Linked DNA regions of Homo sapiens: region 1 is linked to region 2. The links are chromatin loops, found by intact Hi-C in ENCODE. Cell type or tissue: endothelial cell of umbilical vein. All regions are shown on one strand.

Region 1 (5,000 bases), 280 kb after region 2:
TCAAACACACGTCAAAAGCTGAGTGGGTGAACACACTGTGGCTTATCTATAGAATGGAATATTACGCAGCAGCAAAAAGGAATGAACTATTGATGGACACCCCAACATAGATGGACATCAAAACTGATGAGTGAAAGAGGCAAGACAAAAAAAGTACATGTTGTATTAATGCACTCATTTATGATTTACAAAATTTTTTTTTTAAACAAGGTCTCACTTGTTTAAAAAAAGTGAGTGCAATCTTGGGTAACTGCAGCTTCGATTTCTCAGGCTCGGGTGATTCTTCCATCTCAGACTCCTGAGTAGCTCAGACTGCAGGTGTGCGCCACCATGCCCACTCATTTTTAAAATTTTTTTGTAGAGACGGGGTTTCCCAATGCTGTCCAGGCTGGTCTTGAATTCCTGGCCTCAAGAGATCTGCCCGCCTTGGCCTCCCAAAGTGCTGGGATTACAGGCATGGGCCACCAACACGCCCGGCTCATTTTAAAAATTTTTGGTAGAGATGGGGTCTCCCTCTGTTCCCCAGGCTGGTCTCGAACTCCTGGGCTCAAGTGATCCTCTCCACTCAGCATCCCAAAGTGCTGGATTTTACAGGCATGAACCACCACACCCGGCCTATCAACATTTCAAAGAATTAAGTGGAGAGGGACGTAATGCCTCTTGGGTGTCTGTGAACCCTTGTAGGCTGGGTTTCCGTCTTTCTCTGAACACACGCACCTGTGGACGTGCCAGGTCCCTGGGAGCTCCCTTTACAGATGTGTAGAGACGGAGCGGCAGCGCTGATGTCTCTTCCCATGCTGTGGCCCCAGCATGCAGGGCGAGGGACGGCCCAGGGGTTGGTGCACTTGCGTCCGAGGGGTCGAGGGGCCCCTCACACGTGTGTCCTCTCGGGCAAGCTCCCTGCCATTCATTTCTGGGTCTTGTGACAGAGACAGACGACGGAGCCTCGTGCTGGATGGGAGCTGGATGGGAACTGCTTGGTGCACAGGTGGGGGTCCTCCCAGTCCGCAGCCTCAGAATCACCTGCAGGGCTGACTGCGGCCCACCTGTCTCTGCCTCAGTAGGTCTGGCCTGAGGCCCTGCAATGTGCCTTTCTAACAAGCTTCCAGGTGAGGCTGCTGCCACTGGCTCCATCGCCACCAAGGACCACCGACCCAGGGGCTCTTGAGGGCTCTTCAAGGATGTGGCAGAAGCCACAGAGGTCAAAGGGCACACAAGGAAGAGGTGGAAGACCACCCCTGAGGGCCCCCGAAATCCCTGTGGCCACGAGTTACAGAAGCTGGCGCAGGGAACAGCCATGACGGTGCAACTCTGAAGGGGACCAGAGGGTGGCGAGGGTGTCTAGGGCAGGGGATGTGAGTCCATGGGGCAGGCTCAGCTATACATGCTGACCTCCCAATCCGGACACTCCAGCCATCCCCAAGGCTGAACTCCCCCAACCCTGACACCCCCCAGGGGTGACCTCCCCTAACCCAGACACCCCCCAAGAGTGACCTCCTCCCACCCTGACTCCCCCCAAGAGTGACCTCCCCCAACTCAGACACCCCCCAAGGCTGACCTCCCCCAACCCAGACACCCCCCAAGGCTGACCTCCCCCAACCCAGACACCCCCCAAGGCTGACCTCCCCCAACCCAGACACCACAAGGCTGACCTCCCCCAAACCAGATACCCCCCAAGGCTGACCTCACCCAACCCTGACACCCTCCGAGGTTCACCTCCCTCAACCCAGACACCCCCCAAGGCTGACCTCTCCACCCCGGCGTCCCCCCCAGGCTGACCTCCCACAACCTGGACACCCCAGCCACCCCCAAGGCTGACCTCCCCCAAGGCTGACCTCCCCCACCCAGACAATCCCAAAGGTGACCTTCCCCCACCCAGACAAAACACCCTCCATCAAGGTTGACGTCCCCCAACTCTGAAACCAACCCCCATCCAGATTGACCTCTCTGCACCTGGACACCCCACCTGCCAACCAGGCTGACCTCCCCCTACCCAGACACCCCCAAGGCTGGCCTGCCCTCACCCTGATGCCCCCCAAGGCTGACCTCACCCGACCCTGACACCCCCCAAGGCTGACCTCCCCAACCATGACACCCCTCCCAACGCTGGCCTGCCCTCACCCTGATGATGCCCCCCAAGGCTGACCTCCCCCAACCCTGACACCCCCCCAAGGCTGGCCTGCCCTCACCCTGATGCCCCAGCCCCTCTCAAGGTGAGTCCTATGGGGCCCTCCTTACCAGGGGTGTTCCCCGAACGTGTTGGGAGCTCCTGCCCCCTGGTGTCCAGAGCGGGCACTACGACACCCCACAGAGGAACTCTGGAATTCTAGAGGCTGGGATCCCTGCCTGACATGTCGGTTAGTTACCAACTCACAAAGTCAGGCATACACAATCATTAAAACAAACATTTTTAATTAAATTTTCAAACATGAAAGTATAAACGTTAATATTTGTTGAAAAATATATACGGCATTTCCCCCGTGTGAACACAATGGCTTCCGGTAACACTACCCACTTACAATGAGATCTTTTAGGCACTTGGGTGTAGAATGTGCGAGAGGGAAATGCAACTTTACTTTCCTGCTACCTATAGGGGCAACCACAATTAGATCTCATGAAATATTGTTTTCAACACTGTTAGCATTAACACCGACTTAAAACATACGGTGACCGGACATATAACCTTTAAAGTCCCAGTATATTTAAAACAGGAGAAATCTGATAAGTTGTTAGGATTCTAAATTCCTTTTAGTCTGTTCACTGAGATATTAAATTTCAGTAGACAGAACCCAAAAAGAGATTTCATTTCTTTCTAATCACTTTGGCTTCTTTCTTTTTTGTTAAGTAGGTAAAAACCTTCTTGGTGGGCACCTAAGCAGGATGCAGCCAATAGTTCATGAACCAGCTGCGCACGTGAGGCTTAAAATCTAAGATGCTGCTGAAGTGGCTGCGGGAGGAGCGGCTGCGACTTACTTTTAATTTCAAATCAGCTGCAGATGTTTGGGAGCCCTCTCGATGAACAGAACAAATCACATAACATGCAGAATCCACTCAGAGGCTGTTATTCCAGGGAAAGAGTGGGCAGGTGTCCTGAGGAGTACATTCTTGCTGTCACAGTCTCACTGCTGGCACAGAGGTGCCTTGTTTATGAGATTTAAAGGCCACAAACTCTGGCTCAGGTGGGGACAAGGGTGTGCCGTGGCTGAAACCAGCGTGGTCACTGTGTGGCTGGCACGGCCTGCACATGCTGCAGGAGCTGCTCGCAGTAGGTGGCCGAGCGGTGCTTGTGGATGACGGCCTCCGTCTCCCTCACCAGGAGATCTGGGAACAGCCCGCTGCCCTCTTTGAGGACCTCTGTAAAACAGAAAAACACCTTGAACATGCCAGAAACAAACATGAAACCAATCTTACCTCTCGTGCAAATTGGCTTTGTAGTGAAGTTCAAGCATCTGTAAAAGCATCTGCAAATAACCTGACGCTGCTGGGTGGACATACAGTAGTCACAATGCGGATACGAGTGATCCGACTCACAATGTGGGGACGAATGACCTGACGCTGCTGGATGGGGACACAGTAGTCACAATGTGGATACGAGTGACCCGACTCACAATCTGGGGACGAATGACCTGACGCTGCTGGATGGGGACCCAGTAGTCACAATGTGGATACGAATGACCTGATCCTGCTGGATGGGTGTCCAGCGATCATAATGTGGATACAAGTGACCTGATGCTGCTGGCCACGTGCACGGCAGTCCCAGTGTGGACACGAGCGACCTGATGCAGCGGATGGGTGCACAGTAGTCATAACGTGGATATAAGTAAGCTGACACTCTGGACGGGTGGACGGCAGTCAGAATGTGGATACGAATGACCTGAGTCACAACGTGGACAAGTGACCTGATGCTGCATGGTCACTATGTGAATATGAGGAACCTGATGCTGCTGGGTGGGTGCACGGCAGTCACAACGTGCATTCAAAGAACTGAAAATCGCCTCCTGGCAGTTGTGGGCAGACCATGAAATGATGTCCTGCAGAGTCTTCAGGTGGCATTTTTGGGCTTAGAAACAGGTTTCACAGGAGCAAATAGGCTCAGAAAAACAGGCGACTTTCTTATCCAATTTGCGGATGCCAATTCACCTGCCGCAGTGACTGCAAACCTCCCACGGGCCAGGCATCACCGACACAGCCGGAAATGAACCCATGCTTACGGAGGGTTCATCGGGAAGCAGTGGCCGATGATGAAAATCAGGAAGGCAAACGTGTCAGGGGCTCGTGGTGGTGTGTGTGATGGGGGCAGTGGGAGCTGCAGGGGTGGGGGCCAGAAAGGGTTGGGCGTGTCTAGCTGAGGCAGGAAGAGGATGGGGAGGTTGCTGCAGTGGCTGGGGAGTCTATCAGATTCTGCTGGGAGTTAAGAGGGGGTCCAGGAGGACCTCAAGGTCTCCGCCTTCAGTCTTGAGGACAGATGGCCACTGAGCCACTGAGGGTGGCGGAACCCGGCAGGCAGTCAGGGAGGGGGGTAGCGGCCCAGGGTTCGGCACCAGGCAGCTGCACTTGTGTGTGGAGCTGAGGCCAGGAGAAGAGCTCTGAGGGAGCGGTGCAGACACAGCAGAGGAGCAGTGAGGGGCCCACATGGGCGAGGGAAAGACCAAGAGACTGAGCACGGGCGTCCCGCAGCCAGAGGAGGGTGCGTGGCCGCCAGCTGTGCCTGGCGCTGCTCAGAGGTGCAGGCAGGTGGACGGCTGCAGATGCCTGCCATGGGCCCAGGGCCTCGAGGAGGGGTAAGGCGGGCTGCTTCCAGGGAGCCTGCTGCCAGGCGGATGTGCGGTGGGGGAGGTGGGGGAGGTGGGGGCGGCGTACAGGGCATCTGTGTTTTGTTTTTTTAAAGACAGGAGAAAGAATGGCCTGTACCGTGCAGTGGGGAAGGGAGATGCCCTGTGCAGTCCTGGGGAGGCGAGAGGGCCGGGGCTGCAGGCTGAGCTGGTGCACAGGGGCACTGG
Region 2 (5,000 bases):
CTGGTGTGCACTCCAGCCTGTGTGAAAACTGTGCCCCAAACCCTCACCTCTGGGGTGCACTCCAGCCTGTGTGAAGACTGTGCCCCAAACCCTCACCTCTGGGGTGCACTCCAGCCTGTGTGAAGACTGTGCCCCAAACCCTCACCTCTGGGGTGCACTCCAGCCTGTGTGAAGACTGTGCCCCAAACCCTCACCTCTGGGATGCACTCCAGCCTGTGTGAAGACTGTGCCCCAAACCCTCACCTCTGGGTGTATTCCAGCCTCCAACAGACTGTGCCCCAAACCCGCACCTCTGGATGTACTCCAGCCTCCACCAACAGACTGTGCCCCAAACCCTCACCTCTGGGGTGCACTCCAGCCTGTGTGAAGACTGTGCCCCAAACCCTCACCTCTGGGGTGCACTGCAGCCTGTGTGAAGACTGTGCCCCAAACCCTCACCTCTGGGTGTATTCCAGCCTCCAACAGACTGTGCCCCAAACCCGCACCTCTGGATGTACTCCAGCCTCCACCAACAGACTGTGCCCCAAACCCTCACCTCTGGGGTGCACTCCAGCCTGTGTGAAGACTGTGCCCCAAACCCTCACCTCTGGGGTGCACTGCAGCCTGTGTGAAAACTGTGCCCCAAACCCTCACCTCTGGGTGTATTCCAGCCTCCAACAGACTGTGCCCCAAACCCGCACCTCTGGGTGTACTCCAGCCTCCACCAACAGACTGTGCCCCAAACCCTCACTTCTGGGGTGCACTCCAGCCTGTGTGAAGATTGTGCCCCAAACCCTCACCTCTGGGTGCACTCCAGCCTCCACCAACAGACTGTGCCCCAAACCCACACCTCTGGGGTGTACTCCTGCCTCCGCCAACAGACTGTGCCCCAAACCCTCACCTCTGGGATGTACTCCAGCTTCTGCCAATAGACTGCCCCAAATCCTCACCTCTGGGGTGTACTCCAGCCTCCGCCAACAGACTGTGCCCCAAACCCTCACCTCTGGGTGCACTCCAGCCTCCGCCAACAGACTGTGCCCCAAACCCTCACCTCTGGGTGCACTCCAGCCTCCGCCAACAGACTGTGCCCCAAACCCTCACCTCTGGGGTGTACTCCTGCCTCCGCCAACAGACTGTGCCCCAAACCCTCACCTCTGGGGTGCACTCCAGCCTTTGTGAAGATTGTGCCCCGAACCCTCTCCTTTGGGGCATGTGGGGCCTTCCCTCGTGCCGGGCTGGAGGCTCAGGCTTAGGGATGGGCATCGGCCTCCCCAGCAGGCCCCTGGCAGACAGCTGGGGACGCAGTACCAAGGGTCTGGGGCTGGTGGTCTGGGAGCCTCTGGGCATCCCGTGGACAGACAGGTAGGAGGGCAGGTAGGTAGAGGGCAGGTAGAACCCCTCGTCCCCCCTTCTCTCCTCCAGCTTTTTCCACGTTGAGGTCTGGTCCTGGACTTCCCAACTTACTGGAAGGAATGGCCCGGGATCCTGGGACAGTTTGTAGGGAAGGGAAAGGCTGTTGAGCAGGGCCCCCCGCCGGGAAACAGGCAGTATCCTCCGCTCCCCTGTCCCTCAGCATGGCCCGGAGCTGGCATCTGTGGGCCACGATGGGCCCCAATTAGCCTGGCCCCAAATCTGCTAGGCGGCGTCCAGGCGGCGTGGGGGTCCCGTAGGAGCCCCGCCGGATGCGCAGACACCTACGGCCGCACCGTTGCTGCGTTTGTCGGTATTTTTCCCATTCCGGTCCCCTTCTGTGGGCCTGGGGAAATTCTGGGGGAGGGTGGGCTTTCTGGGCCGGGACCCCGCAGCGCCATGGAGCTTGTCCAGGAACAGAACCGGCGCATTCTCCTTGTCCTCCAGCCGCCGGCTGCCGGCGAAAGCCGTGGCGGGAACTCACCGAGTCGTGTCGGCCCCATGCCGCCTATTGAGAGGCATCCGTGCCGGCCGCGCAGGGCTCCCTCTGGTCCAGGCGCTCTGGTCCTCGGCGGGGCCCCTGCTCTCCTGGTGGGGCCCTGAAAGTGACGGCACCCCGACGGCCACTGGAGGGAGCTCCAGAACCGAGCCTGCCCTTGAGGCCGGAAACCGCGGCTGGCCCTGGAGCTGCCTTTGGATCGCGGAGTATTAAAAGTGCCCGCACTTGAAATCTTACTGCGTGTCCTGAAGAGAGCCCTGTCCCTTTCCCATGAGATGCTGAGCCGTGATCTGTACTCGGGAAGCACACAGATCTCCTGTCTCCACCCTGGCGTGTTCTGACAGGTGCAGCCGCTGTGTCACCAGCACCCCGGCAAGGGAGACCGCCTCCGTCGCCCCTCCCTGGCCCACGCCCTCCCAGACCCGGCCCTCGTCGCCGCTGTGTCGCTGGTGAGGTGGGTTCCCTGCTCTGGAGCTGCTGAAGAGGCTCCAGTACTTTGCACGTGCTCACATCTAGCTGTGTCCCCGCAGCTGCATGTTTTGTGAGGTTCACCCTGTTGCCGCGCCTGTCCCCGGTGGGTCCATTTCGCTGACGAGTAGCATTCCTTCGATGCGCAGGCCACATCTGTTTATCTGTCCACCTGTTGATGTGCAGTTGGGTTGTTTCCAGTGTTGGGCTCTTATGAGCAAAGCTGCCGTGAACATTTGTATACAGGTGCTTGTGTGGACTTCCGTTCCCATTTTTCTTGGGTAAATGTCTGGAATTGGGACAGCGGGGACAGATGTTAACCATGTTTAATTTTGGAAGTGGCTGCCAAGTGGGGTACGTTTTACCTTCCTCCCACCACCTCAGCTGCACACTTAGTGTATGCCAGTTGGCTGGAGCTGGGCAGGAAGCCAGCCTGTCCAGCCTTGGGTCTGGAGAGGGGCCCCAAGGGGTGCCGTGGCCCCTAGAACAGGATGGGGCCATGTTTCCTCCTGCCCAGGGCCTCATCGTTTCTCAGACTGGTGCTGGGAAGAATCTTCGTGCCCCAAGGGGCTCTGCAGAAAGCGTCCTGTGATGATTAGGGTTGGACAGCGGGGAACGCTGTCTTTTCTCTTTAGAAGCCTTAGTGTGTGTGGCACAGCTCAGATGTCCTGCAGAAAAGAATCGGATGCTGCTCGCTTGACCCGGCGTTTCCCACCCTCCCTCCTGGGGCCTTCTGTGCGCCCTGAGTGTGGGGTGGGCTGGGGCTTCTGGAGCCCTGGAGCCTGGCAGCAGGGGCTGCTCACTGCTGTGGGACCCTCTGGGCTTCAGTCTCCCTCGTGTCCATGGGGCGTCCCCCAGGGTCCCTGCTGGCCCCACATCCGACAGTCTGGGGCCAGGTGACTCGGCCGAGGGAGGAGTCCCTGCACCACGCTAGTTTGGGTGGATGCAGGGCTGGCTCTGGAGACTCAGCCTTTGTCTGCCGGTGCCTTTCAGGGTGACACTTGAGCTTTGAGCTTCGGTTCTCCTGTGTGAGGTCAGCTCGGGATTCCCTCCCTTCCTCTCAGGAGTCAGGGTGTTGCGTTTAGGCGCTGTGGGAAGCTCAGGGTCAGGGTCTGGAACCTGTCAGTGCCCCTGCTCCCCACCGCTGTTCCTTCTGCCCTCACCTTCCATGTCTCCTGCTGGGGGCAGCCTCCCTGCACAGCGTCTCCTCAGAGTCCCTGGAGCAAGGTAAGCCTTGTCTCCCTACAGAGCCACCATCTGCTTCCAAGAGTGGAGCCATCGTGCGTCTTTCCGGGGCCTGTTCTGTGGCTGCTAAGGGCCTGGTCTCCCCATCTTCACGTCACAGCCCATCAGGACCCGGCGCTGTGTCGGGTCTCCTACCCTGCAGCCGACGCGTGTGAAGCCTCTTCCGGTCACGGTGTTCCCGGGGAGGAGACAGACGTGTGTGTTTGTGTGTGTGCATGCGTGCTTGCATATGTGTGCATGCTTGCACGCATGTATGTGTGTGTGTATGCTGCCTGAGGCACACACATCTGTCTAAAGTTCGAGATGTTGAAGTGACTCCCTCCCCTCAGAGGCTGCCAGTTTTGAGTGTGGCTAGTCCCCCTGCCCCCCACCTCTGCAGAGGGAAGAACAGGCTGTTTCTGAGGGGTCTTCCATCTTCCAGGTGGGGACTTGCGGAGCTCTGACTTCTCTGTGGTGTGGTAGAGCTCGCCCTTCTGTGGAAAGAGAACAGCACAGGTACAGGGGTACAGTTAGATTAAGGAGCCGTGGCAAGGGCCCACATTCAGATCAAACCAGGAAGGACCTTACATCACTTAGAAACGTGGGCAGAATCCCTAAAGAGGCGCTTCTTTGGAGAGGCCAAGACGTCATTAAGATGGGAAATGCCTTAATCCTCCCCTGGCTTGGCACAAAATACCAGAGACACATGGCACCAAGGGCAGGTGAGGACGTGAGACCACACTTGGTGAGCGTGCGCGGCTGAGGCTGTGTCTGCCCGAGGAGTGCCCCACGCAGGGGCCCATGGTGGGCGCTGGGAGACACGGCAGAACAGCGCCGCTTCGTGCACGAACGCCTGAAGTTGGAAACAGTCCCCATGTTTGTCAGCAGCAGAGTGGACCAGTGAATTGTAGTGCCTGGAACCCGTAGGACACGGGACACGGGAAAATGACGCACACCCCAGGAGCAGCACAGGGAGCCCGTTTCTCAGGAGCACCCGATCAGTCACAGAGTGAGGAAGAGAGCCAAGGCAGTGAGCAGAGGGAAAGCCAGGGGCTTGCTTATGTTGCCAGACCGGCTGCCAGCCCCTGCCCAGTCCTTGTCCCAGCCTCAGGACACCTCCCATCTGTACCCAAAGATTTGCTGTTTGGGGACAGCGTCGCGTGGAAGCCCCAGATGTGGCCGGGGTCAGCTGGCAGTGTCAGAGCTGTGTTCATCTTGTGGTCCCCCAGCGAGTCAAGGTGGCTGAGCAGGATGGGGCGTGGGTCTGTGAGCGATGCCAGAAGACACAGGATGGAGGAGCCCAGAGAGAACGGAGGGGGCAGGTCAGATGCACTCACACGCTCAGGCTTGGCAAAGCCAGGCAGGCCCAGAGCGATTCTGTAAGGGTTAGGGTTCAGATGAGGGTGTTGAGGGTTAGGGT

Evidence for each region. Hi-C counts contacts between places; a loop is a spot of excess contacts. Peaks named below come from ENCODE experiments on the same cell type or tissue, not always from the same donor. Only the 100,000 strongest peaks of a DNase experiment are listed, where the experiment ranks them.
Region 1: it touches region 2 in a loop (22-fold over the local background); 2 of 110 quality-filtered maps call a loop at or near these places.

The regions. Positions count from the first base shown.
Region 1 is chr7:783,871-788,870 of GRCh38, reverse strand. DNAAF5 (dynein axonemal assembly factor 5) reads right to left here. Exons shown (of 13, transcript NM_017802.4): 13 at 2,396-3,354. The coding sequence ends at 3,218. Among named protein-coding and RNA genes, the nearest start is that of SUN1, 46 kb to the left of the region's middle. In endothelial cell of umbilical vein, a CTCF peak has its summit at 2,296 (motif pointing left); a DNase peak (open chromatin) is centred at 2,280.
Region 2 is chr7:1,062,958-1,067,957 of GRCh38, reverse strand. All of the region lies in intron 2 of CHLSN (cholesin), which reads left to right. CHLSN-AS1 (CHLSN antisense RNA 1) reads right to left here and starts at 2,227. Exons shown (of 3, transcript NR_187853.1): 1 at 1,874-2,227. RefSeq lists an enhancer at 2,085-2,254 and a silencer at 3,311-3,605. In endothelial cell of umbilical vein, CTCF peaks have their summits at 1,822 and 2,021 (motif pointing right); a DNase peak (open chromatin) is centred at 2,047.